Linked DNA regions of Homo sapiens: all the other regions are linked to region 6. A link is a contact called in ENCODE Hi-C or POLR2A ChIA-PET data. All regions are on one chromosome and are shown on one strand. Each heading gives the region's core, a stretch centred on a gene start or an enhancer-like site at or near the end of the contact. The rest is flanking DNA. Distances are from core to core; before and after follow the strand shown. Region 1 holds the start of CAST (calpastatin). Region 2 holds the start of ELL2 (elongation factor for RNA polymerase II 2). Region 3 holds the start of ERAP2 (endoplasmic reticulum aminopeptidase 2). Region 4 holds the start of FBXL17 (F-box and leucine rich repeat protein 17). Region 5 holds the start of GPR150 (G protein-coupled receptor 150). Region 6 holds the start of PPIP5K2 (diphosphoinositol pentakisphosphate kinase 2). Region 7 holds the start of ARB2A (ARB2 cotranscriptional regulator A).

Region 1 (2,700 bases), core at 201-2,700, 6.5 Mb after region 6:
GAATGTTCTTGTCCCTCATCCAAAGTAATAAAGTGCAGAGAAGCTCGCTTTTGTGCGCGCTGTCTCTCTCTCCCTCCCTCTCTCACTTTCTCGCTTTCTTTCCTCCACCCCTCCACCGCTCTCTCCAAGGGTCTTGGTCTCAGATCTCAGTTGCTTCTGCCCCTTGATGTTTGGGATTTTCTCCTTGCCTCACATTGCAGCTGCCTCTCCTTTGCGTCGGCGAATGTACGTCCAACAATCGCCCTCTAAAAGTTTTGAACTTTACTTAGGGGTTAAAAAAGAACTCTAGATCAAAGCTCTTGCGAGCTGCGTCCTAGTGCATTCAGGAATCCACCTCCTAGACAGAATTCCTCCAGCAACAATTCCAGTTCCATCCCACTTGTGAGCGCCAGCAGAGCATAGTGCTTGACATCGGGGCGAGAGAGGTGCATGCGCCGCGCACGCTCGGGCGCGCTCATACATACCACAAGAGGGTGAGTCCCCTGCCTCTCCCCGAGCCTAACCTGAAGGTCTGCGAGGAGGTCGCACCCGGTCCGCACCCCTTCCCCGCCAAACCCCGGACAACGCTTCATCCGCACGCCCAGAAGGGCAAAGCAAACACACTCCCTTCCAACACACTCCCTTCCGGGTCCTGCCCAGGCACAACCGCTCCTATTTACCGTCTTGTACCACCAGCTGGCGAATGCCATGGCAACAACCGGCTGGCTCCGATCCGCACGGCGGGGGAGCCGGCGAGGGCGCGGGGTGTTGCGTTGGAGGCGCCGGGCTCACACTCCGCTTGGCCGGGACCGGGCTGGCACTGAGCTCCGCACATCCCAAGGCGGCTGCCAGGTGGGCAGAACCCTGGGGGTGGGGCCCGGCGCAGGCCCCGCCCCTCCTCGCCCGCCCAATTTGGCTCGAGGCTGGTTAGGGAAGAGGCTCTGCGTCTCCAGGCAGCCACGCCCTGCGGCCCGGCCTTAGCGCGGAAGACTACATCCCGCTGTCCAGTGAAACCACCCCACTCACTCGGGGGTCCTGAGTGAACCTCATTCCCCGTTCATCCTCATCCTCATTCACCCACGTCTTACCAGCCAACTTTTCTTGACGCGTCCCCCCCTCCACTCTACCCGGCCAACGCCACGCCCAGCGCACTGGACCCGGCCGGGGAACCGAAGCCACCTGCAGCCACCTGCCTGGCAGCGGCCAAGCCCCTAGCCCTCTCCCTGCCCCGCGGGGGCGCCGGGGACTGCAGACCCGCCAGCCTGGCAACGCCCAGGGAGGGCGGCCACAGCTCCGGGACCCGGTACCCCATCGCCCAGCCCCGCGACGCCGACAGGAGCGCCACTCACCTCATGGGTGCGGCGGGCGGCGGCTGCTCGCCGGGGCCGCGGGGAGGCGGCGGGCTTCTGGCCGGGCTGGGACATGGCGAGGCCGCTGCGGCCGCTGCCTCCCGGAATGCGCCGCGGAGAGTGGCGGGGAGGCCTGGCGGGGAGTCCTGCCAGGGAGAGAGGGAGGGAGGGAGGGAGCGGAGGGCCCGGGAGCGGGCGATGAAACAGCTTTTCCGACCCCACCCCAGGTCTGCGCCGGGGTTCCCCTAGCCCCGATGGGCCCTCCCCTTCCTGCCCGCGGAGGGACCCGGGCTCCTGCCCTGTAACTTAACACCCTCCGCCCCGGTCCTCACCCGGTGACCCGCCCCGGCCCCAGCACTGCTCTGGTCCCGGTTGGTCAGAAAGAAGGGGTTGGAGGTTGCAGCGTTCCTCCTTCGATGCCCAGATCTAGCTTGCAGTTGTGCAACGAGAGAGCGGGACCCGGGCGTGGCCAGTCTACGCTTCGACCCTCCTCCCAACAATCCGGAGAAGTAGATACTCTTTCTACATTCTGCTCCGCTTTAGCTGCGAGAGTTTACCAACTCAAATCTGGCCCAAGCCTGGACAGTCTAGATAAGGAAGCGGATCACAAAAACAAATTGGTCTGTGTGTGTGTGCGTGCGTGCACGCGCCTGTGTATGTTTTATATGATTTTACTTTGTTTTTTGGCAGTTTCGAATTTTAATAAACTTTTATGGGGAGGAGAACATAGGTTCCAATGCAAAACGGAGAACAGTCCCAAATTTAAACCCTTATAGTCTTTCTAGAGTCTGGCGAGTTTTGTTTCTGAAGCTAGATTGCTTTCTTCTTGGGCTCATCTTAAACAGCGCTTCCTGGTTTGGGGCTGGAAGTGAAATTTAACAAGCCCTACGTGCTTATGTGAGAAACTGTCAGCCTGCAGTTGCTGCTGGTTCACAATCAGGCCTGACAGAAAACCTGTTTGTTACCCTGCAGTAGCATCATCATTCTGGGACTTGGGGTCACCGCTTTCTGCAGCGTTGGGGTTTAGACAGTTGAAGAGAGAGAAGGCAGAGCCTTTTTTTTTTTTTTTTTTTTTTTTCTGGAGAGGCAGTTTCGCTCTGTCTGGAGTGCAGTGGCGCGATCTCTGCTCGCTGCAATCTCCGCCTCCCAGGTTCAAGCGATTCTCCTGCCTCAGTCTCCTAAGTACTTGGGACTACAGGCGCGTTGTCACACCCAGCTTTTTTTTTTTTTTTTTTTTTTTAATGGTAGAGACGGGGTTTCACCACGTTGGTCAGACTGGTCTCGAACAACACCTGACCTCAAGTGATCTGCCCAGTGCTGCCTCCCAAAGTGCTAGGATTACAGGCGTGAGCCACTACAGCCGGCCAGAAGG
Region 2 (3,405 bases), core at 386-2,885, 7.2 Mb after region 6:
CACGTCTTAACAGCTAGCCAATCTTAGTGGATTGAAATTAAGTCAATTTACAAACTGTTTTCCTGTGATGGAGTAACACTTAATACAGGTGTTTCCACTTAATCCAATTCATTCTGTAATTCACATTATACACCTACTATGTTTGAAGGTCTGAATCAAAAAGGAGTGTACCCGTACGGTGGGGAAGGCATTTATTGGGAGGGGAGGACATGGAATCATGGCCCTAATCCATTTAAAATAATGAAAAATACTGATTAAATATCTATAAACTTTCCCGGGGAATCCCAGTAGAACAGAACATGGTTTTATAAGCTGAGGGTAAAAACAAGCGTCTCAGTTTTTTTATTAAAAGAACTTTTTTAAACTGCCTTTCAACAGTTTGAAAGCTTTCAATGGTTTGTTTTATCTGGTGTTTCTGATCAACCAATTAATCCATCCTCTGACAGGAACCCATCTGTCAGTCTATCCACACACAATCTGAAAGGGACTCCAGATTAGGCTCCCTCTTTTAGCCACGCCTACACAGGAAGCATCCTGTGGATGGAATGGAAAGTATGCCAGGCCTTTGCACGCCCCTCACGCCCCCATCTCCTTCGCTTAACCTCGACAGCCTCTTACCTTTAAACCCTAGCTAGGTTTTCACACAGCCCTATCAAATAAAAAGGACAATACTCAAACTGAATTAGAGAATGAGAATTGTCGAGGTTTCTTTTAATTTAGATCAATGCCAGTTTTACTCTTCTTCTAGAGTCCTTTTTAAGGAGATATCATCCCCACCAGTTGTGATCCCAGAGAATCACAACAGGGCATGGCGTAGGAAAGACCTCGAAGCTCAATTCTCTATTATACCATGCCCACCATACGAAAGGCATTTAACCTCCCGCGTGATTTTGTCCTTAAGATGCTCCACAAGATCTAACACAACTCCTACATCTAAGAGTCGACTCACTAATTTCAAGGGTTTTTGTTTTTGTTTTTGTTTTTATAAGCTCTGCGTGTGGCACCCGATAACTTCAAGTTTAGAGTGAGCAGTTTCCTCCCAATGCCGTTTGCTCAACTACAGTACTAGGAGTTTTGAGGAGCAGCTCTCTAGCGAGTCCTCCTGCTGCGTCCTCCCCCACACGCACGCACCAAGTTCCACAGCTTCCGCAGCCGTCGGGGAACAAAGTCCTTATTTGGTCACGGCCATCCCCTTACATAGTGGAGGTGGAGATCCTCCTCTCCAAGGACCACCCGCGTAGGGCGAGATTCCCCAATTCTGACTTTTCACTACTATCCCCCACAGGGGCGGGGCTCCAACTCCAGGTAACCAGACCAGGCAACCTGGACTTCCAATTAGCAGGGGAGTCCCCAAGCCAGCCTGGCCAATCTCGGCCGGCTAGCCAAGACGACCAGACGTGACGTCAGACATGATTAAGTTGGCGCGTCACCTAGACGTCAGCCTCTTACCTCTCGGACGTCCCGTCCCAGGAGCAAAACTCTAGTGACTTTGGGCCCGCCCCCGTGAGAGTGGAGGGCGGCCGATGAGGGCGGTTCTGAAGGGAACAAGACCAATGAGACGAGCCCGGGGCGGGGCGCGGGGCCGGAGGGTGGGGCGGGTGGCGGCGGTGGCAGTCCGAGGTCTGGCTCCGCGCAGTATATGACAGTACGTCAGCAGCGGGATGGCCCTAGCAGTGGCGGCGGCTGCAGAAGCCCAAGCAGCCGCGGCCGCAGTGGAGGCTAGAGCCGGAGCGGCGGCGGCGGCGGCACCCCGGGGAGTTTAAGATGGCGGCGGGGGGGACAGGGGGCCTGCGGGAGGAGCAGCGCTATGGGCTGTCGTGCGGACGGCTGGGGCAGGACAACATCACCGTACTGCATGTGAAGCTCACCGAGACGGCGATCCGGGCGCTCGAGACTTACCAGAGCCACAAGGTGAGCGGGCCGGCCGGCAGGCTGGGCTCAGAGAGGCAGAGCGCACCCCTCACGGCCTGGCCGCGCCCGGGTGCGGGGCCGGCGGAGCCGTGGCTGGCAGCTGCTACCGTCAGCGCCCGCAGCGGCCAGGCAGGGCAGGGCCGGGCAGGGTGGCTGACGCCGCGGTCCCGGGCTAGCCTGGGCGTTGGGGAAGCGGGCAGTCGGGCGGCCCCTGGCGGCGGGGCCGAGGCAGCCGCAGCCCTGGGTCGGCTGCGCTGCCGCTGCGGGACTTTCCGACGGCCCCCGAGGATTTCCTGGCTTGTTGGGTCCCAAGGAGGGAGAGAGGCCCCGATAAGAGAAGTGAGATGACCACGCTACCCTCGGCGGGGAAGGAGGGTAGCGAGCAGCGTATGGGCAAGGAACCAGGGACGACTCGCGGGCACCAGCTGCCCGCGTTTTCCAGTTACATAGGCACGGTGGATCCTCAGAGACAGGACACAGGCGCTCCGCGTGTGGGGGTGGGACCTTGTATTCCCAGGGACTTGGGGACACAGGCGCTCCACGTATCAGGGGACACACTGTGTGCTCGAAGGGATGGGGACTCGGGCGCATGGTGAGGGGCACACGGTGTACTCATAGAGATAGGGACTTAGGCAGTCCGTGTAAGGGGGCGGCGCACACTGGAACGGCGGGGACACTGGCGCTTCGCGTACGGGGGGGGAGGGGACACACCTGCATTCCCAGGGACTCCGGGACACCGGCGCATCGCGTTACTGGAGACGCGCCGCGTCCAGGACGGACACAAACCAACACAGTGCCCTGGGGAGAGACCTGAGGACTCACGCACACTTAGCGCTCCCCGGGAGCAAGACATCGGGTTCTGGAGAGAGAGGTTCACGGACGCTCAACGTACCCGAAAAAGCTCCCGGCGTCTTGGGCTGACTCTGGGAAGTGTAAACGGGGAACGAGCCAGAGCCAGAAGGTGTGGGGAGGATACAATGCATCCCGGGCAGAGACTCGGGCCTCTCACCCCTCGTTTTCGAGAGAAGCCCATGGACACACACACACACATATACACACACACCCCTCCAGTACAGAGAGAGGCTCAGATAGGCGCACATACACTGTAATTGGACTACAAATCCAGACGCTTTCATGTTGGAAAAAAAATGGGAGAGACAGGGAAGCACCGAGAAGGGACGCGGTAACCAGGGTGCATGGGGAAACAGTTTATGGACATGCAGTACTGTGGGAGACCGGAGTGGATACATCGCGTGAGGGAGGGATATGCCATATGGGGGAACCTGTAACGTTTTACAGGAGAGGAGAGAGTCGGAAGGGAGATAGAACCCACGGGGCATCTTACAAATAGCCCGTTCGGTACTGAGGAACACACTCCAACCGGTCTCGTACAACAGACAGAGGGGCAGAAGGACACCGAGACACAGATTCACATAGTTATTCAGCTAAAAGTGGGGAAAAGAATTGACATCTGTTGAGCTCCCACTAGTGCCA
Region 3 (3,801 bases), core at 1,203-3,702, 6.2 Mb after region 6:
ATTTTTATTCATTTATTTATGTTTTTGAGACGGAATCTCGCTGTTGTCCAGGTTGGAATGCAGTGGCACTATCTTGGCTCACTGCAACCTCTGCCTCTGGGGTTCAAGTGATTCTTCTCCCTCAGCCTCCCGAGTAGCTGGGATTACAGGTATGTGCCACCACACCCAGCTAATTTTTGTATTTTTAGTAGAGACGGGGTTTCACCATGTTGGCCTGGCTAGTCTCGAACTCCTGACCTCAGGTGATCCACTTGCCTCAGCCTCCCAAAGTGCTGAGATCACAGGCGTGGGTCACTGCGCCTGGCCATATTTTATTTTTTTTGAAAGACAATGTGTCACCATGTTGCCCAGGCTGGCCTCAAATTCCTGGGGTCAAGCAATCCTGATGTCTCAGCCTCCCAATTAGCTGGAACCACAGGCACACATGTAATTTTAAGTGTATGCCTGAAAGTAAACTGTGCAAGATGTCTCTATTTTGTCTTCATAAGTCACAAAGAATATTCTATATATATATTCTATATTCTTTGGATACCAGATATTATTATTACTACGAATGGCATTGAACTTCACCTCTTTCAATAACATTATCTGAATGGCCTCATTTTATGGCTACTGGTGTAAAGGTTGCTGGTCAAGGTAGGTATTTATCCCCAGTTTATTTTCAATATGTCAAAAGCCATGGAAATAAATTTTGAGTTTATAATATTCTTACAGAATTTTTTTAAGGTTCGGTTCTTTTCCCTTTACACTACTTTTGAAAGCACAATTAAATCAAACTGAATTTACTACCTTTGTAAATAGAACTAAGTTTCTTTCTTTTTGAAGGGTAAAGCTACAACACATATAAAATTAGGACAAACAGCATAGTTAATTTGGGGGAATCAATTCTTACTGCCACCCTACCACCTGCCTCTACTTACTTCCTTACTGCTCCAACTCAAACCATGAAGGTTTTCTCTGCTACTTCTTCTTTTTATAATCCTTAACAAGTTCTGCAGCATTAATTATCCAAACAATTACTTCAATTTTTCAATTTGCAATATTAATGCAGGTGACAGGTATTGTTAAAGGAACAAAAATAAAATAATATTAAAGATACTTCTCCCTCTTTTTAAAAACAAGCATTAAATTACTGCTACAAATCTCAGTGTTCCAAGAACGTCTGATAAGTACACTCATAATTGGTCTATTAGCTTGAATTTTGGAGGGTTTAAAAAAAATGGAGTGGCTTATTATGTGGGTCTGAGGCTTTGGAATCAGAGTGCCCAGATTCCAACGCTAATTCCACCAACCTCACCTACGTGATCATGGGCAAAGTTTTTTACTTTTTGAGCTTCATTTATCTCAACCATAAAACAGTGTAATAATTATACCTTCCTCATGCTGGGATGATTAAATGAAATAATTCATGTGAAGAAGTTGGCACAGCACAGCATGGAGCATATAGGAAGTAAGTAATTAGTGTTGGATATGAAATTATTATTGAGGTTATAACTTGCATTCAATGGCCAAAATGAAGGAGTAGCTCGCCCCCACTTGTAGCAGACACTCCTAGAGATGTACTTGATTGATAAGAGTAGAGAGAAAAGCTTTACTCACACAGTCTTTAACTTTAGAACTAGTAAGGGTTGTAAAGGCCAGCTAGTACAAGTCCTTAGTGTTCAGATAAAGAAACAGGACCGGGCACAGTGACTCAGGTCTGTAATGCCAGCATTTTGGGAGGCCAAGGTGGGCAGATCACCTGAGGTCAGGAATTCGAGACCAGCCTCACCAACATGGTGAAACCCTACCTCTACTAAAAATACAAAAATTAGCCGGGCATGGTGGCACATGCCCGTAGTCCTAGCTACTCGGGAGGCTGAGGCACGAGAATCGCTTGAACCAGGGAGGTGGAAGTTGCAGTGAGCCGAGATCGTGCTGCTGCACTCCAGCCTGGGCGACAGAGCGAGGCTCTCTCTCAAAATAAATAAATAAATAAATACATAAATTAAATTAAATAAACAGATGAAGGAACAGGATGGTGACTTCTCAAAATCCACACAGGAAGTCTGAAACAGAATCAGGACTAAAACATAGCTCTTTGCCCTTTGGTCTGGTGGGCTTTCTATTATACTGCACTGTACCTTAAATAGCAATGCAGTGAACAAAACATCCTGGGATTGAAGAGGCAAGAATTGTCACAAACGCTTAGAAAAGACAAAAAGATCTCTGAAAGAGAGTCAGTGCAGCAGCGTCTTAGATCAAGTCCCAGCCTCAACTGCATACACTTTCTAATACAGCCGCGCCCAATTCACCCCAGTCCCCCAGAACCTTGCCTTAGATTACAAAACCTTCTCAACACAGCAGTTCTATACCTTCAGTTCATTATTCTTATTGAAAAAATCTAATTTTAAGACAAACCCAAGAGAAATGTTGATACGTTACCTTAAATCATGCTGCTGCAGATTTGACTGAAGGGGAATTTACTTTTGCTTTCACTTTCTGTTCTAAGATTCAGAACTTTGCATGCTTCCTGAGTACAGTAAGTACTAGCTGGTTCATTATCACGCAGGTGTGAATGGAGCTTAGGATAAGAGCTTTATTTCAAAAAGGACAAGAAACTTTTTGTAGAATGCACAAATAAGTGGCTTTGGAGTAGAAGCCAAACCATGGAAAGAAAGGATCGCCAGTGGCTGCCACTTCTGCTGTTATCACCTCCCTTCCCTTGTCCCCAGGGTAAAGCCTTCAGAACATAGTTTATGTTTTTTAGTGCCAAGTTGTTGTCTTAGGAATTGATCTTGAACTTCTCCTTGTGCTGCATCCTCAGTGCTATGAAATCTGACTTCTGCCCATCCACCCCACAAACGTAACTCCAAGCTTACCAAACACCTCCCGGGCAGCTTCTGTGATCTTTATCAGAGGTGATTATTCTCAGATTTTCCATGTCTGTAACCACCCTGTCTCCTTGGGCACGAGGGGACTGTATCTCATGCTCATCTCTTTGATCTCTCTTTATCTGCCTGTTTGAGTTGGGCTTCAACTTCCTCTCTGCTCTGAATACAGACCTTCCACAAAGATGAAACCTCTGGCCTTTGCTCTGCCCTCTCTTTATCCTTTCCAGTACCCAGATTTAGCATTTATCCCCATTCATCCCACATTGCTCCCATTGTGATCCCTCCTTCAAGGGTTCTGCTGCTGTAATTCCAACAGCCTGATGGACCAACAGTACATGGATGTCTAACCCTAACCTGAACCAGAACCCTGACAACTCAAATAGTGTTTTCTTTCCCCAGATAAACACCCTTTGCTTTATATGCTTCCAGCCTTCTTCCATTATCTAGGATTGAACCATATAGTTAGTTACTTTGATTCTGTCCCTCTCCAATTTGTTACCAAAGCCTGTTGATTTTTCCTTTTCTTTTCTTTTTTTTTTTTTTGAGATAGGGTCTCACTCTGTCACCCAGGTTGGAGTGCAGTGGTGCCATCCCAGCTCACTGCAGCCTTGACTTCCTGAGCTCAAATGATCCTCCCACCTCAGCCTCCCAAGTAGCTGGGGCTACAGGCATCCACCACTACACCCAGCTAATTTATTATTTTTTTTTTATAGATGAGGTCTTCCCATGTTGCTCAGGCTGGTCTCAAACTCCTAGGCTCAAGTGATCCTTCTGCCTCAGCCTCCCAAAGGATTGGGATTACAGGCATGAGACACCGCAACTGGCCTTTTTGAATCATTTTCAATCTCTTTCTATCCAACTAAGAAAAAATCCCACCGCTTATTAAAGTAGTCCAGGTCCTCATCCTTCCTCACAATGGCCTTCAATC
Region 4 (3,864 bases), core at 232-2,731, 5.3 Mb before region 6:
CGTGTATGTCTGTGAAATCTTTTGACAAATATTTGCTTCTAGAATTCCACATAACTGTCATTAGGCTCTGAAAGGATCCCTGAATGTGACAGACTTAAGATTGGTCATTTCTGACAAAAAGGCCAGAATTAACAATTGTTTGACAGCATGTTTGAGAGCAGGCTGGGTGGGGCTGGCCACTATAGTGGGAATAGCAATGTAGGTTCCAACAGTGGTCTTCTCCAAGCCACTGGGCCTTGAATATTGCAATACTTCTTCCTCAGTCAGCTCTCTCAAGTTATCCTTAGCAGATTTTTTTTTAAACACCTGCCACTTCTCTTCCACCCTTCAGCAGGTAACCAAGCTCTATCTGAAGCAAAACAGAAACCAACAGAAAGGAACTCTTTCACCTTCCTGCTAGAAACATCCACCTCTCTGTATCCGTCCTTTATCTACCTTTCCTCATTCTCTGTAATCACAATGAAGAAAGTATCCTTCCTAAAGCACTCTCCATTCCACCTTCTCCTCTTATTTCTCTCACTAGAGTGGCTCATTCCCATGGTATTTGCCTCCTCTAATTTTTCGCTTGTGAAAGCTAACCTCTCCGCACCAGGTACCGCTCTAGCAGCTGCCCTAGCTCTTTAGCCTCGATATAGTCAAACCTTCTAAAGGACTGCCTGCATAGCTGTTTCCTCTTTCTCATCTGGATCACCAACGTTTGTCATATAGCAGGCACTGCACCGTCATGTTTAAAATATACAACAGACGGCTAGACAGGATTCCGAGGGTGTAGACAATAAAGTGATCTACAGTTTGTAGCCTGGGTGTTGAATGGCTCACTGGGTGGGGAAGCTGTTATCTTTCTGCTGTGCACAGGTAATTTGATATATGCTTTCATTCTGAAATAAAGTTGTGGAAAGGCAGTAGTACGCAACAATTAAGAAAACACAAGTGGGTAAACAGTGGTGCCGCACAACCAATCAACCCCTCACATGACTTCGGTGCGCATCACCCAGGGGCCGCATCTGCCACTCTGCCCGAAGCGCGGTCAGCGCCCACACTGGCCCTTCCGGCGGAACCCGCCTCGCGGCTTCGAAGTGGCCTCGGTTTCCGAGTCAGGGGTGGTGACAGGGGTGGAAGGTGAGGGGAAGAGCCCAGCGGCTCCCGGCCAATGGCAGCTCTTGAACTTACACCTCGAGACGTCAGCGCGGCTGTGTAAACGGATGTCACACAGCTGGCTCGGAAGTGTCTCCTCCCGCCTCAGAAACGCGGCGCACGCCCAGCAGCTTCGGAAAAACCTTAGGCGGTGGGAGGGAGGGGCGTGCGCCGCACCCCGCAAGCCCAGAGCTCCGTGCCCTAGCCGGCCGGCTTCTTCCCGTAGTGCCGGTGTGACGGCCGTCCCGGGTGAGCAGCCGGGTGCCGGCGTCCCCGCCACGAGCGCGCCACCGCAACTGGCTCCGCCCCCTGCCGGAACGGGCCGCGCGCTCCTGCGGCTCCGAGCAGAGTCGCGGGTGCGCGCGCCGGCGGCGGATCCGCAGTTAAAATGGTCCGAGCGGGACCCGGCCTTTCCCCGGCCGCTCCGCTGACTGACTGAGCCGGCTGGCCGGGCCCGGACTGGTCGCCTAGCCGGCAGGCTCGCTCGCTCCCTCCCTCGCGTCCCCAAAGCTCGCGCCCATCGTTCTCCCGGCTTCCCTGGGCAAAGCATGTAGCCCCCGTCGGGCACTCCGGCGGCCCGCAGCTGACGCCCACCCCCCACCGTCGCGTGTGTGCCCGTGTGTGCGTGTGTGTGCGCAGGAAGGGCGACCCCTCCGGGGGCCGAGCCAGCGAGCGGCCTGCCCCGCTGCCGGGAGCCCGCCTCTCTGGGTCTCCCTCCCTCCCGTCCCGGTCCCCCTCCTCGGGGCCTTCTATATGGGCCACCTTCTCTCGAAGGAGCCGCGTAACCGCCCGAGCCAGAAGAGGCCTCGCTGTTGCAGTTGGTGCCGCCGCCGGCGCCCTCTCCTCAGGCTGCCCCGCCGGACCCCAGCCAAGGTGCCCCCTCAGCCGGCGGCGCCCCGGAGCCGGGACTGCTTCTTCCGCGGGCCCTGCATGCTCTGCTTCATCGTGCACAGTCCCGGCGCGCCCGCCCCCGCCGGCCCAGAGGAGGAGCCGCCGCTCTCGCCGCCGCCGCGGGACGGGGCCTACGCTGCCGCCTCCTCCTCTCAGCACCTGGCGCGGCGCTACGCGGCCCTGGCCGCCGAGGACTGCGCCGCTGCTGCCCGCCGCTTCCTGCTATCCTCGGCCGCCGCCGCCGCCGCCGCTGCCGCCTCGGCTTCGTCGCCCGCCTCCTGCTGCAAAGAGTTGGGGCTGGCTGCGGCCGCCGCCTGGGAGCAGCAGGGCCGAAGTCTCTTCCTGGCCAGCTTGGGGCCGGTGCGCTTCCTGGGGCCGCCCGCCGCCGTGCAGCTCTTCCGGGGGCCGACACCGTCACCGGCCGAGCTCCCTACGCCCCCCGAAATGGTGTGCAAGCGGAAGGGGGCCGGGGTCCCCGCCTGCACCCCCTGCAAGCAGCCCCGCTGCGGCGGCGGGGGCTGCGGCGGCGGCGGCGGCGGCGGTGGCGGGGGAGGGCCTGCGGGGGGAGGCGCTTCGCCGCCCCGGCCCCCCGACGCCGGCTGCTGCCAGGCCCCGGAGCAGCCCCCGCAGCCGCTCTGCCCTCCGCCCTCTTCTCCCACCTCCGAAGGTGCCCCCACCGAAGCTGGCGGGGACGCTGTCCGAGCCGGGGGCACCGCCCCCTTGTCCGCCCAGCAGCAGCATGAATGTGGCGACGCGGACTGTCGGGAGTCCCCCGAAAACCCCTGCGACTGTCACAGGGAGCCGCCCCCCGAAACCCCAGACATCAACCAGCTGCCGCCGTCCATCCTGCTCAAGGTGGGTCTGGGCGAGAGGCGCAGGGATGCTCGCTTTCCCCCACCCCCGGCCCCCGCCTCCGAGGCTTTCTCTCTCCTCCCCCTAAGCGCGGAGGAGGGGGGTTCCCTGGCAGCCTAGGGACGTCCCAAGGGGAGACTGGGAAGCCAGTGGGGCCTCTGCCTATGGCCTATTTTTTGAAGTAGGAGCACTTGGAGTCTACTGAATGTCTTTTAATAGCTTGACTCTATAACCCACCATTCAGGGTTCAGCTATTATTAGAATCCCAACCCAGTGGTTTAGAAACTTCGCAGGTATTCTGTGGAAAAAAAAATTTTTTAATCGAGGAATTTATACTTAGTGGGTAAAGGCTTTGCATGTTGGTGTTTGAAAGTCTTTAAACATTACTTTCATGTTTGATGGCTGGTAGTTAATGTCAAACGGTTAACTTACTGAGCATTTACCATAATCAGGCACTGCGCCAGACTTTATATATATAATATCCCATTTATCTAGTTAACGCTTCGAGATAAATACTGTTAATATCTTTATTTTATACAGGAAGAAACTGATTTCTCCGTGCTGTGGGCCACGGTTTATAGTAGTGAGTCAGGCAGAAGTGGTCTTTGCTCCTGTGGAGCTGACAGTCTAGTGGGGCTTGAAGTGGTTGAATGACTTGTGCAAGGTCACATACAGAAAGTAAAGGGTAGATCTAGGTCTTGAATGAGGGAATTTAAGACCACCTGACTTAAAAACCTCTTTGTTTATGCTATGTTGTAATGCCCTTCTACATTTTAACCCTTGCATAAAAGCATACAGATTACCAGAGGTAAGCACAGATGTATTTTTTGTTGGGAGATGGGTGTCCTGCATGAAGTTTGTGTCATTTTCAACTACCAAGAATATTTTGCAGTTTTGTCAATGCTAGTGACAAACTTTAGTTACATAATAGAGTTTTTATTAAGTTATTATTAACTTTTTCCCTCCTTTTCTCTCTTCTCCCACCCT
Region 5 (3,744 bases), core at 262-2,761, 7.5 Mb after region 6:
CTCTGACCACCAAGCACCTAGAAGGCACTTTCGCAGGAGCAAGGCAGGGGTCTGGGGCGCGGAGGGGGTGGGCGCAAGCCGCCCTCGTCCAGCGGTTCCCGCCGAGCATGGTGATAATGAGGGTGGGGCCAGCGTTGGCGGTAGAGCGCCTGGTGGCCCCGGGGCCCCTCCTCGTCCTCCGCGCCTCCCTGCGGCGCGCAGCACAGAGAGCCCAGCCGCTTCCGCAGCTGTCGCCGGAGCCGGCAGTCGCCCGCCTGGAAGAAGAGGTAGACGAAGGGATTGAGAGCGCTGTTGGCCATCGCCACCACGCGCAGCGCCGCCGACAGGCCCTCTCCCTCCCAGTCTCCCGCGGGCCCGGACGACCACGCGGCCGCCAGCCGGGCGGCAAAGTAGGGCAGCTCGCAGCCCACGAACAGCAGCGCCAGCAGCAGGCTCATCTTCAGGCTCTGCACCTTGGCGCGGGGCAGCGCGCTGGGCGCAGGGGCTCGACCTGGGCTCGCCGACCAGGGCGCTGCAGCCGCGGGGGCCTGCGGCCGGTGCCGCCACCAGACGGAGAGTAGGTGGCCGCAAGCGACGCCCAGGACCGTAACAGGCGCGACGAAGCCCGCGACGGCCTCGTAGAACGCGTAGACCTGCAGGTGCCAGCGCGGCAGGGGCGCGAAGATCCCGTGGCAGCGACGCTCCCCCGGCCAGGCGCGGGCGGCCGGGGGCGCGCCTGGCTGCAGGGACGTTGGCGGCGGCGGCGGCGGCAGCGGCGAGGGGGAGTCCCCGCGCACCACGAAGGCCGGGGGCAGCGCCAGCAGCAGTGCCAGCAGCCAGCCCAGGGCGGCGAGGGCACGCGCGGGCAGCGGCCGGCCGTGCGGAAGACGCACCGCGCGCCGGCGCTCGAGGGCGATGAGCACCACGAGGTGGGCCGAGGCGCCCCGCCCGGATGCCTGCAGCAGCTGCAGGAAGCGGCACGCCAGGTCCCCCGTGGCCGCGCGGGGCTCGCCCAGCAGTTCCCAGGCCAGCTGTGACAGCGCCGTGCCCCCGCACGCGTACAGGTCCGCCAGGGCCAGCTGCACCAGCAGGAAGTCCATCTTGCGACGCTTGGGGCCCGCCCAGGGCCCGCCGCCGCCGCACAGGCGGCACAGCACTGTGGTGTTGCCTGCCACCGCCACCACCAGGATGACCCCCAGGAACACCAGGCGGACGCGGCGGCTGGGCGGCCCAGAGGCAGGGGCTCCTTGCCCCAAGGTCAGGTTGAGACCCCAGCCCAGCAAGATGGGCACGGAAATGTTGGGCGCCGGCGGCAGAATTGAGGGGCTAAAGAGATCCTCCATCCTTGTCCCGGAGGAAGAGGAGGCACCGAAGAGGGCGGGCAGGACGCGGGAAACCAAAGTGGAGGCGAGGCGGCGCGGGGAGCGACGCTGGGTCTATACGAGTTCCCAAAGTTAGTTGAAAAGGCACACGCACAGAGAGGGAGATGGATTCGGGCGGCTTTGCGCTTAGTTGTTTTTGTCGATTGTCCTCGTGATTTGTCACTCAAATGTGGGTTGTACACTCGAGGAACACACATGATTCCTATTCTCCACCTTCCCCGCGTCTTCCCTCCCATTCCCGGCGGGTACTCTTCCAATCTCTGCAGCGGCCCCCGACGCTACCCTCGCGGAAGCCGCGGACCCCTGGGCGCTGAGAACCTCATCCATTCTCTATTTACGTGTAAAGCACAGCAGGACAGAATGTCGCTTTGCTTGGCCATTGTATACGGCCAGTGTTATGCCAGCACCCACACAAGAGAGGACCTCTTGACTGAGATTGTACCACACGCCCCCACCACCCCAATGTGATTGCCAGTAGGAAAAAAATAGAAAAGACATTAGTTTTTATTTTAAAGGTTTGAAATGCCATGGATCTGCACGAGCATGAGAAAAACAGGAACACAAGAAACCTAACAGCGTTTTGAGCAAAGAGGAGACCTATTAGCTGAATTTTGATCAAGATGTGTCTTCTCTGTCCAAGAATGAAAGTATTTTAATTAGAGGGTACTAAAGTCAATGATGTTGCTTTTAGGAGTGGCAGTGTTGCAGATCGTTCCAAATACTAGGAGCAGTGGGTCACAGCTGCTTTCTTGGTGATGTAAAATTCATTTCATTAGTCTGAAGAGGGCATTAATAGGTTTTATGCAAATGGTAGTGCATTTATTGCTTTTCTCCTAATATTTTCATCCAGTGAAGGATGCGTCATCACACTCCTCATTCTCTTGATTCTGTTTTCCAGCAGATGGGAAGTTGCTAGGAGGGGCTACGCCTCCAATAAGCCTAGAGAAAAGGTGACTAAGAAAGTGATAAGGCGGCCAATTTTTTTAAAAAAGAAATCCAAGTCACAGGAAATGGTTTAGATTAAATGTTGCTGCTTTCATTTTAGCCTTGTCTCCTCACAAACACATTTTAGTTTCCCTGTTGGAAGCATCCATTTGTCTTTTTATGCACCCTCCACGTTAATCATGGTGAAAGTAGAATTTCCTGTACTTCCTGGCCTGGGGGCCAGGGAGGTATGAGTGTTGTCTAGGGTTCACATTCCCAATCTGAGGAAACATTTGGAACTTTAAGATTCATGGCCTAGGAAGATTTGGTGGGTTCCATGATAGTCCTGCCAGCTGCTGTAGGAATCCCATTTCCCAAGCTGTTGTCCTTTGGCCAGAAACCTTGGTTATTTTCATCATCATCTCTGTGGTGCCTCGCTCTGGTCTGACAGGTTGTAGTTATCAGTGGGTATGTGTTGAGTTGATGAATTAGTGGATATACGATGCTTTTCAGATACCTTCGAGCATAAATGCCTGCCTTGACTATAAATCCATCACCTAAGAAAAAATTCCTTTTATACTATGCCAGTATTGTCCAGAGGAGCCCAAGGAAGCTCTGTGGAGACATAGGAATAAGTGTTCCTGGTGGGACATTTAAGAAAGCTAGAGTGATAGCCTTGGAAAATCTAAAATCCTGGTTTGATTTTCATACTCTCCCTTTAGAACTTTTTATCCAAGGCCTTTTTCTATGCACACACATCATCCCAGTTTATAATGCACTTCTTCCAGGGAGCCTTCTCTGAGCAATGTTCATCATTCAGTGATTTTCCTAGCCAGTATCATTTCAGTGTTTCTCAAGATAGTCTATCATTTGTCTCAAATTTGTTGAAATGCTCTTATATATTAGCATTTCAAAATGACTATAGTGAAATTTCACAGAACTTTAGTAAGATCTGATAAAACATTGATTTTCAACAAATTCTTTTTTTTTTTTTTTTTTCCCTTTTTGAGACAGGGTCTCACTCTGTTGCCCAGGCTGGAGTGAAGTGGCATGATCATAGCTCACTGCAGCCTCGACTTCCTGGGCTCAGGTGATTCTCTCACCTCAGCCTCCCAACTAGCTGGGACTGTAGGCAGACACCACCACACCCAGCTAAGTTTTGTATTTTTTGTAGAGGCTAAGTTTCGCCATGTTGCCCAGGCTAGTTTTAAACTCCTGGGCTCAAGAATCTGCCCACCTTGGCCTCCCAAAGTGTTGGGATTACAGGCATGAGCCACTGGGCCTGGCCTAAACTAATTCTTATTAAAATTATACAATGCACATAGTTTTGAAAGTCAAATGGAACTAGAAGGCTGATAACATAAAGAGTTCCCTGTCCTATACATCTCCACTTCTTTATCCCCTCTTTCTAGAGGGAACCAATTTAGACTCTATTTGCTCTTTCTTCTGGCATTGACTT
Region 6 (3,853 bases), core at 754-3,253:
ATCTTCTATGTTCCGCAGCATTTTGGATCTATCTTTTCACTTATCTGTTTCCATCAGGGTTGGGTTTTTTCCTCCCCAACTTTTTATTATGAAAAATTTCAAATATTCGGAAAAGTTGAAAGAACAGTTTGTTAATCATCTATATGCCCACCATTATACTCACAATTGCCAACATTTTGCCATATTTGCTATTTATACACACAGACACATACACACACATACACTTGCTGTACCATTTGAAAGTACTAGATATCAACACACTTCAACTCTAAGTACGTTAGTATGTATCTGCTAAAAATAAGAACACCTTCCTACATAACCACAATTCCTTTTCCACGTGAGAAAATTAATAGTCCATAACATTGTCTATATTGTGGTTGCATGGGAGCTTTTAAAGAATGAGGACCTAATCTATATATTCCCACTACTTAACTTGGTTCATAGCACTTATTTGGGTAATCAACAGATGTTCTACCAATTGTTCAGTTTAATACCCTCACAACAACTACTCTGAAAGTCATATGAATTTAACATTTAAAACAGCAACCTTTGATTTTAAAATTTTCTGCAAATCAGTTTAGTCATTTGCTTTAAATAAACCTGTGCTGCAGTAAGTACAGTATTCTGGGTTCTGCACTACTTAATTCTGCATCACAATGCTCCATAAAGACAGAGATCATGTCTAACTTTTGTCAGACATATAAGTAGGTACACCAAAATTTTTTAAATGAATGGATACTTTCAGACACTGAAAATGTTAGTGAAGAAATTGAAATCGAGGAAGAACAGGACAGGACAATAGAATACAGATTTTGAAGGCAGACAGATCTGGTTTTTAACACAGATTCAAACGTTTACTTATAACAAATGTTTAATAGAGCAAGTTGCTTGACTGTTCAAAGCCTCCATTTCTAACTCTGTAAAATGGTGATAATAATCTAACATACCTCCTGGAATTGTTGAGAGGAATAAATGACAAACTATGTAAAGCACTCGGCACACATAAGACTCAGTTAATGGCAACTATCGTTATTATTTTATCTATCTGAGACAAAAAAATTATCTATTTCATTTAAGAATTCTCAATAGCAAAACAAAATCCTGTCCCAGTGTAGAGCGAGGATTTTACGTGCTAAGGTCAGCTATGCTTCCCACTTCCACAGTTAAGCCTTCCAGCAAGACAACTACTAGCCAAAGGACACCAAGAGTCGCAATCTCCCAGGAAGTGGTCAAGAACCTCGTGAATGAGATCCAGGGATCATCACCCTGGCCCCTTCTTCTTCAAGGCGCAGAAGGCTGCAACGACCTCCAAATGACTAGGTGCGGCAGTGCCCTGCAGCCTCGGTCCCTACTATGAAAAGCTGCAACACATGAGGCTTTTGTTATTTTAAAGTGGGTGTGGGGTTGACAGAGAGAGGGATAAAGACTAAGGCAGAAAATTTTTTAAAAAGCCACCTCTACCCACAGCAGTCCCATAACTCGAGGCTAATCACTTCAGTGGAGCCAGGCACAGCGTGGGGTAGAAGCTCAGCGGTTCCCTTTTAGCTGATCTTCAATTTCTGGCGTCTCGAACCCAAGAAATGAAAAAGGGAAGCCATGGGGGAGCAGGAGGAGAAATCAAGGCGCGAAAGGACCCTCAAAGCTGTACTGTCACTCCACGCCCAGGCTGTCATTCTCTCCAGCACAAGCCCCTCGGTGGAGCATGTGTTTAGGGTCTGCAGAGCACAGGAGACAAAGCAGAAGCCCAGCAGCCGCCTCAACCCTGGCATGATCAGGTTCCGCATCTCCGGTTCTCCTCCGGTTTTGGGCCCTCACCTGCCACGAATGCGGTCGTCACGCGAGCAGTTGTGAGATGGTCAAGCCCATTCAGGTCTAGGTTACCCCCTTTCATCCCGGAGGCAGGGGTGAGGTGTTTGTCAAGAGACTTCAGTTGTAGGCGTGGACGTAGGCTACTTCCTTCAGTAACAGCTATAGGGCCACATAAGGGAACCTCAGGCTACTACACCTCAGGAATCTCCGTCACGCCTCTTCCCCGCCCTCCTCGGGTCTCACGCCGAAACCTCACCGGGCGGAACGATTTCCGGCAAGAGCCAAATGATCAGTCCTAACCTTTCTGACCGTGGTTCCAAGGTTCCCCAAAGGACTGCCCTCTAAAGGACCCGGGTAGTTCCGCTTCCGGCAGCGCGAGATAAATCACGAGAGGAAGCTTAAATCTGTCGTTTGAATTTAGGACCACCTCGGTGAGTGGTCGTTCTGGTGTGCTGTGTCATACCTACTGTTTTTTAAAGTGAGGCGTAACCCGACAGTAATTTCAAAACCATTCGCCTCGACCGGCCTAAGGAAGGGTTTAATTGAGTCTGTGGGGAGATTTTGCGCAAGCGCCTTTGAGATAGGAGGGCCTTGGGCGTTGCGATGTCCCGCGCTAGCTGAGCAGAAAGGGCGAGTGCTGTTTCGGGCCTGGGGAGGTGCCTACTGGGTGTAATTGAGTTTTACCAAACGGTCATTTTCCTGCTGATTCTGAGTGTGGTTGGACCTTGCCCTTAAGATTCCGTTAACGAGTCGCCCAAAGCTTAGGAAATGCTCCCTCACAGCGTTTGAGACTAAGCACTTTTGGCCGGCGTTGAAGAATTCTCCCCATTACTTTGATCAGTCATTTAATCAGAAATTTTGCCCCAAATTTAAATACGTGGCGGGGAGAAACGTGAGGTCAAGAGGGAATCCTGTCACGTAGTTTTAAAAGAAAAATGTCCACTTTATCTCAGTGTAGGTTTTTCTTAAATGGGCATTTCTGAACCAAAGTAGATACTTTTTAAAGTGGAAATGCATTTATCCCATGTGGCTTCATGTGAATGCATATGGCGATGAAGGCATTTTTTTGTTCAATGAATTTGTACTCTGAAGTGAACCAGATTACAGAGAAGTGTATTTAAATTTACAGGTCCTTGACGTTGCATAAAATTGTGCGTGTCCATTTTTTGGAGCTTAAAATAGAATAATTCAAATGTCAGAATTCCGATCCAAGTTAACATGTTGATTGAAAATTGCAGATTTTAAGATGGAACCAGCGGGTATTATAACCTTTTAGGGGCTTAAATTGGTGGCTTTGTTTTTAACCCTTGGTGAAACAGTTAAGTCCTAATCTTGACATAATACCTAACTGCCTTACTTTATTGAACACAAAATTATTAAAGGAATTAAGCAATGAGTTGATTTTATTTGCTTTTATGGAGGGGACAAAGTGTATAAAGCTTAACCAAATGTGACCCTGACATTCCTCTTGCAAAACTACAAGTTGTAATCAATCACTTTCATTTTTTCTTATTCCTACATGTTTAAGTACATTAAGTAATGATTTTAAGAGAAATTCTTGAAAATATGAGCATATCCAAAGAAGTCCCAGGACAGTCTTTCTTTATGTAGTAGAAACCACTTAATCCCCCTTGTAAATGATACCTTTACTTAGCAATCAGAGTATAAGAAGATATTTATATTTGTCTCGAATATTACAGTTTCAAGCCATTTTCTCATATGTATGGGCTTTGAAAAAAAAAAAACAACTTTCATTTACGTTACTTTTGTATATGAATACCAATTATTAGCAGTAAAACTTTTAACTACTTCAAAGGCTATGCTTTTCGTGAACTGAGTTTTCTTTCTTACGCATTTTCTATTTCTCCTTGTCATCTGTCTCTCTACCTCCAGAACCAGCAGTTTGTGAACTGCATTAGACTGTTATATCGTTATAAAAGGATACAATTCGTGAGTCTTCTGATTATTTTCTTCTTAGCACTGAAGCTTTATAAACATTGCTATAAAACATTAACACCATTAATGAAAGGAAAGAGATTTTAAA
Region 7 (3,689 bases), core at 264-2,763, 9.0 Mb after region 6:
CTTTTTTATTCAATTTTCACTAGTTTTCTCACTTACGTTCTATTTCTATTTCAGGATCCAACATTAAAGTTGGTCTCTTTAGGCTCCTCTTGGCTCAGACAGTTTCTCAGACTTTCCTTGTTTTTCATGACTTTAACTGTTTGGAGTAGTACTGGTCAGGTATTTTGTCTGATGTTTTTCTCATGGTTAAACTGGGATTATACATTTTTGGGAGCCTTATCTTTTTAATATAATCTGTCACTGTTGCAAAAGTCCACCAAAATAAAAATGTTTCCCTCCTCTGTTCAACAATCCTTCAGCTTCCCCAATTGTCTGCAGCAGAAAATCAAATTACTCAGCATGACATAGAAAGCTTTTCAGAATCTGGCTGTTGCCTTCCTCTTCAGTATAAAGTGTCACTCTACAAACCATTTGAGTTCTTTCCGGAAATGAAGCCCTAACAGTCTTGCAATGCCCGAGATTCATTCAGGTACTCAGTTCTGGCTAACTCCAGTGGATTCTCTCACCTTTTACTGCTCCTTATCTCCCGCCACTTACTTACACCACTTTCTTCTTGTCCTATACACTTTTCTAGATTTCCCCAATCTATTATTTACCACTGTGATCATTCAGTCATTCAATAAGTATTTATTGTCTACTTTGTGGACAGGCACTGTTGTATGGTTGAGGATACATTAAAAAGACAAGATTATGTCACTACCATCAGTGAGTTTACATTTTAGGGGGCAGGGTACATTTGCAAAGTACAAACAGTGTGGAAGTGAAGTATACCTTAGAGAGTCTGAGATCTCCTCTCTGAAGAACATAACTGTTGGTTTACTTGTCAGCCACCAGACTTTCCTTCTCTTTAGCTGCCTCAGAGGAGAGGGTATCTAACTCAGCTTTGTTACCCCAGCGTCTAGTTTAGCCTAATTCATTAAATTAACAGTTTTGGACTAAATAAATGCTCTGAGAGTACTATCTAAAAATTAAAAATCAGTTGCTTCCATCCCTTTCCCCAGATTTATCCTTGAAATACCTTTCAAACCTGTTTCTGGAAAAAACATTAATATCCGTAAGATTCCCATTTGAGTCAAGTATGATAACGAGAAAACTTTTGTCATTAGGATGCTAATATTAACTTCCTATTTTACATGTCCTAATTCAAAGGTAAATTTAATCTTCCGAATCTAGACCTCCCGGTTTTTCTGGAGTTGAATGGACAGGGTAAAGTCTGACACACTCTGAGTAGCGGAGTGGGGAACTGGCTGTAAGGACATCCTTAGAATAGTTAAAATTCCGCTGGGAAAACGAGGCTTTAGAGTGGCCTCGTCCTCTACGGCTACCCAGGCAGCCTTCACAAGGAAGGGCGACCAGAGTCCGCCAGTGCATAAGAGAACTACACTTAATTCACGCGGGCCTCTTTCTCCAGTCCACCTAATACCACAGGAACCTACCCAGGGCCCGCGCCCCGCCCGTTTCCGGGTTGTCGCCGCCGCTGCCGTCAAGTGCGTAATGACGTATCAATCTCCTGAAGACCCCGGAAGTGCAACTCGAACTTGGTCGGGGCGCGGATCCCGAGAGGGAAAGTCATAACAACCGCACGAGGGAGTTCGACTGGCGAACTGGAAGGCCACGCCTCCTCCCGCCTGCCCCCTCAGCCCTGTGGCTGGGGGCAGAGCTCAGGTAGGACTGCCGTTTGCGGGGATGTGAGCTCCGGGGGCAGGCCCGGGTCGAAATCAGGAGGGGGCTGGCCTGGGTCGGTCTCAGGCGGTGGTCGCTGGCCCTGGGGACCGAGGCTGTCTGGAACCACGCTGCATTCCCTGCGGACACCTCTGACTTGTGTCTGGGCCTCCGCTGATGGGCAGGTCCCATGTTCCATTTCCACTCTCTAGGCGGGAGCGACGTGTGTGTTCCCTGGATGACTTTCCTTATGTCGGGGCGTACGGGATTCTGGGAGTCCCTGGAGACAGAGTAATGGGCCCTCCTCCGCTTTCTTGCGAGTGGAGGTATTGTGGTTGTTGTATTAATTTTTTTTTCTACAAAAAGTATTATTAACTGCCAGCGCTTTACCAGAAGTCATTCACTGCAGAGGGATTAAAGTGCAGTTATAAAATGCTCTCAAAACTTGTAACATGCATGGGCGCGGGTGGGACGTTTCTCTGGGATGCAGTATGAATTAAGTGTTGAATACTTTTGACTTTGAAATAAAGTAAGTATGTTTTGGAAGCAGTCTTCTCTTTCCCTCATCCAGGTGTTTAACATATTCTTATAGTGCTCCAGGGTCTATATCTGTTGGGCCAAGAAACTCGTTGTGTTTGGATATACTGTATTTAATGACATGCAATGTTGTTGCATTTGTCCATTTCTCCCAAATCCTCAAAAAAGCTGTAGAGGGAAAAATTCTCTGGTTTTTATCTACAAGTGCATTGTATATTTATCAAAATATCAGTGCGATTTTTTAATGTAGTACATGACATCGTTTGCATTAACGCATGCCATATACTGCATAACAAATATCTCATTGATAAGGTGTATTCTTTATCCTACAATGCGAGGGACGGTTACACTGTATACATTTAGCGAATGTAGAAACTGAGTAAGAGAGTATTTTTGGATCTGCTTCGTTAAGGCCTCAGTGACAGTGCTGGTACCAGGCTTCTTTCAGAATTTTCAACTAGGCCTTACTTCCACTTAACCAGTGAATCCTACGCTGAAAAGTTAAGGATGCTCTGGATGCTTTCAGGCTATGGCTGCTCCATATGGTAGAATAAATAGTACCAAGGCCAAGAGGGAAATATTATCTATGAAACCATGAGCATCCACTTGTTTATCCATTTAGCAAGTATTTACTGGCAACCTTCAGTGTGCCGGATAGTGTTCAGGTGATGGGAAGACAGCAGTAAACAAAATAGAAAGTCCTTTTGCTCCTGGAACTTACATTCTAGTGGATGGAGACGTATAATTAACAAGTAAATATATAACAAGTAGTGATTAAGAGGTATAGAGAAAGGCAGGGCGCGGTGGCTCACGCCTGTAATCCTAGCATTTTGGGAGGCCGAGGCGGACGGATTGCCTGATCCCTGGAGTTTGAGACCAGCCTGGGCAACACGGTGAACCCCGTCTCTACTAAAATACAAAAAAATTAGCTGGGTGTGGTGGCGTGCGCCTGTATTCCCAGCTACTCTGGAGGCTGAGGCAGGAGAATTGCTTGAACCGGGAAGGCGGAGGTTGCAGTGAGCCGACATCATGCCACTGCACTCCAGCCTGGGTGACAGATCGAGACTCCGTCTCCAGAAAAAAAAAAAAAAAAAAAAAGAGGTATAGAGAAAAATAAATTAAGGGGAGAGAGAATGATAGAGGATGCTATTTTAGATAGGGTGGTAAGCTCACCCTCTCTGATAAGGGAACACTTGAGTGGAGATCTGAATGAAATGAGGGAGTGAGCTCCGCAAGTATGGAGGAATGAGTTGGCCTAGTACAAAGGCACTGAGACAGGAGCGTGTTTGATATATTTGGAATAGCAAGGATGTAGGCATGGAGGTAGCAGTACTTAACAATCTCAAGAATGAATATTTATTCCTTGATTTGGTGGCATGAGGGATTTTATTTATTTACAGTTTATTTTTTTCAGCTTTCCCAGACAAACCTCTGAGGAGAATCTGGTGTCTGTAGATATGTAGAGATGTTTCTGTGCTCTTCATTGAGCT

What was found. Hi-C counts contacts between places; a loop is a spot of excess contacts on that map. ChIA-PET counts read pairs that join two places held with the same protein, here RNA polymerase II (POLR2A). Pooled maps may share reads with other maps.
Region 1: a loop to region 6 is called in a map of naive thymus-derived CD4-positive, alpha-beta T cell, with 10 times the contacts of the local background. The contact joins the promoter of CAST here to the promoter of PPIP5K2 in region 6. A Hi-C loop is called at or near these places in 2 of 168 maps with a recorded cell type or tissue (both naive thymus-derived CD4-positive, alpha-beta T cell) and 8 of 50 pooled maps. POLR2A ChIA-PET finds 5 or more read pairs at or near these places in 1 of 52 experiments (activated B cell).
Region 2: a loop to region 6 is called in a pooled map, with 13 times the contacts of the local background. The contact joins the promoter of ELL2 here to the promoter of PPIP5K2 in region 6. A Hi-C loop is called at or near these places in 9 of 50 pooled maps.
Region 3: a loop to region 6 is called in a pooled map, with 7 times the contacts of the local background. The contact joins the promoter of ERAP2 here to the promoter of PPIP5K2 in region 6. A Hi-C loop is called at or near these places in 4 of 50 pooled maps.
Region 4: a loop to region 6 is called in a map of B cell, with 24 times the contacts of the local background. The contact joins the promoter of FBXL17 here to the promoter of PPIP5K2 in region 6. A Hi-C loop is called at or near these places in 4 of 168 maps with a recorded cell type or tissue (B cell, CD8-positive, alpha-beta T cell and naive thymus-derived CD4-positive, alpha-beta T cell) and 13 of 50 pooled maps. POLR2A ChIA-PET finds 5 or more read pairs at or near these places in 2 of 52 experiments (activated CD8-positive, alpha-beta T cell and naive thymus-derived CD4-positive, alpha-beta T cell).
Region 5: a loop to region 6 is called in a pooled map, with 4 times the contacts of the local background. The contact joins the promoter of GPR150 here to the promoter of PPIP5K2 in region 6. A Hi-C loop is called at or near these places in 5 of 50 pooled maps.
Region 7: a pooled map shows a loop between it and region 6 (4-fold over the local background). The contact joins the promoter of ARB2A here to the promoter of PPIP5K2 in region 6. A Hi-C loop is called at or near these places in 2 of 50 pooled maps.

Annotation. Positions count from the first base shown.
Region 1 is chr5:96,661,126-96,663,825 of GRCh38, reverse strand. It overlaps CAST (calpastatin), which reads right to left and starts at 1,450. Exons shown (of 32, transcript NM_001750.7): 1 at 1,329-1,450. The coding sequence starts at 1,403. RefSeq lists silencers at 674-953, 1,144-1,733 and an enhancer at 1,296-1,797.
Region 2 is chr5:95,960,081-95,963,485 of GRCh38, reverse strand. It overlaps ELL2 (elongation factor for RNA polymerase II 2), which reads left to right and starts at 1,635. Exons shown (of 12, transcript NM_012081.6): 1 at 1,635-1,911. The coding sequence starts at 1,765. LOC101929710 (a long non-coding RNA gene) reads right to left here and starts at 1,485. Exons shown (of 5, transcript NR_130776.1): 1 at 1,450-1,485. It also overlaps a transcript of CAST not described here. RefSeq lists silencers at 1,079-1,546, 1,502-1,741, 1,812-2,221 and an enhancer at 1,026-1,783.
Region 3 is chr5:96,875,151-96,878,951 of GRCh38, reverse strand. ERAP2 (endoplasmic reticulum aminopeptidase 2) reads right to left here and starts at 2,452. Exons shown (of 19, transcript NM_022350.5): 1 at 2,425-2,452. It also overlaps a transcript of ERAP1 not described here. RefSeq lists enhancers at 1,554-1,763, 2,134-2,343, 2,514-2,663, 2,684-2,813.
Region 4 is chr5:108,379,715-108,383,578 of GRCh38, reverse strand. It overlaps FBXL17 (F-box and leucine rich repeat protein 17), which reads left to right and starts at 1,481. Exons shown (of 9, transcript NM_001163315.3): 1 at 1,481-2,880. The coding sequence starts at 1,888. RefSeq lists an enhancer at 1,111-1,230 and silencers at 1,331-1,580, 1,781-2,530, 2,551-2,630.
Region 5 is chr5:95,617,854-95,621,597 of GRCh38, reverse strand. GPR150 (G protein-coupled receptor 150) reads right to left here and starts at 1,511. Exons shown (of 1, transcript NM_199243.3): 1 at 1-1,511. The coding sequence starts at 1,322. The coding sequence ends at 18. RefSeq lists enhancers at 1-143, 1,340-1,955 and silencers at 161-610, 319-613, 631-680, 771-1,170.
Region 6 is chr5:103,118,451-103,122,303 of GRCh38, reverse strand. PPIP5K2 (diphosphoinositol pentakisphosphate kinase 2) reads right to left here and starts at 2,003. Exons shown (of 31, transcript NM_001276277.3): 1 at 1,816-2,003. It overlaps GIN1 (gypsy retrotransposon integrase 1), which reads left to right and starts at 2,166. Exons shown (of 8, transcript NM_017676.2): 1 at 2,166-2,240. RefSeq lists enhancers at 1,603-1,662, 1,713-1,902, 1,933-2,192, 2,028-2,528, 2,529-3,030.
Region 7 is chr5:94,109,487-94,113,175 of GRCh38, reverse strand. ARB2A (ARB2 cotranscriptional regulator A) reads left to right here and starts at 1,513. Exons shown (of 11, transcript NM_032042.6): 1 at 1,513-1,665. It overlaps LOC105379087 (a long non-coding RNA gene), which reads right to left and starts at 1,474. Exons shown (of 7, transcript XR_001742441.2): 1 at 1,437-1,474; 2 at 772-851.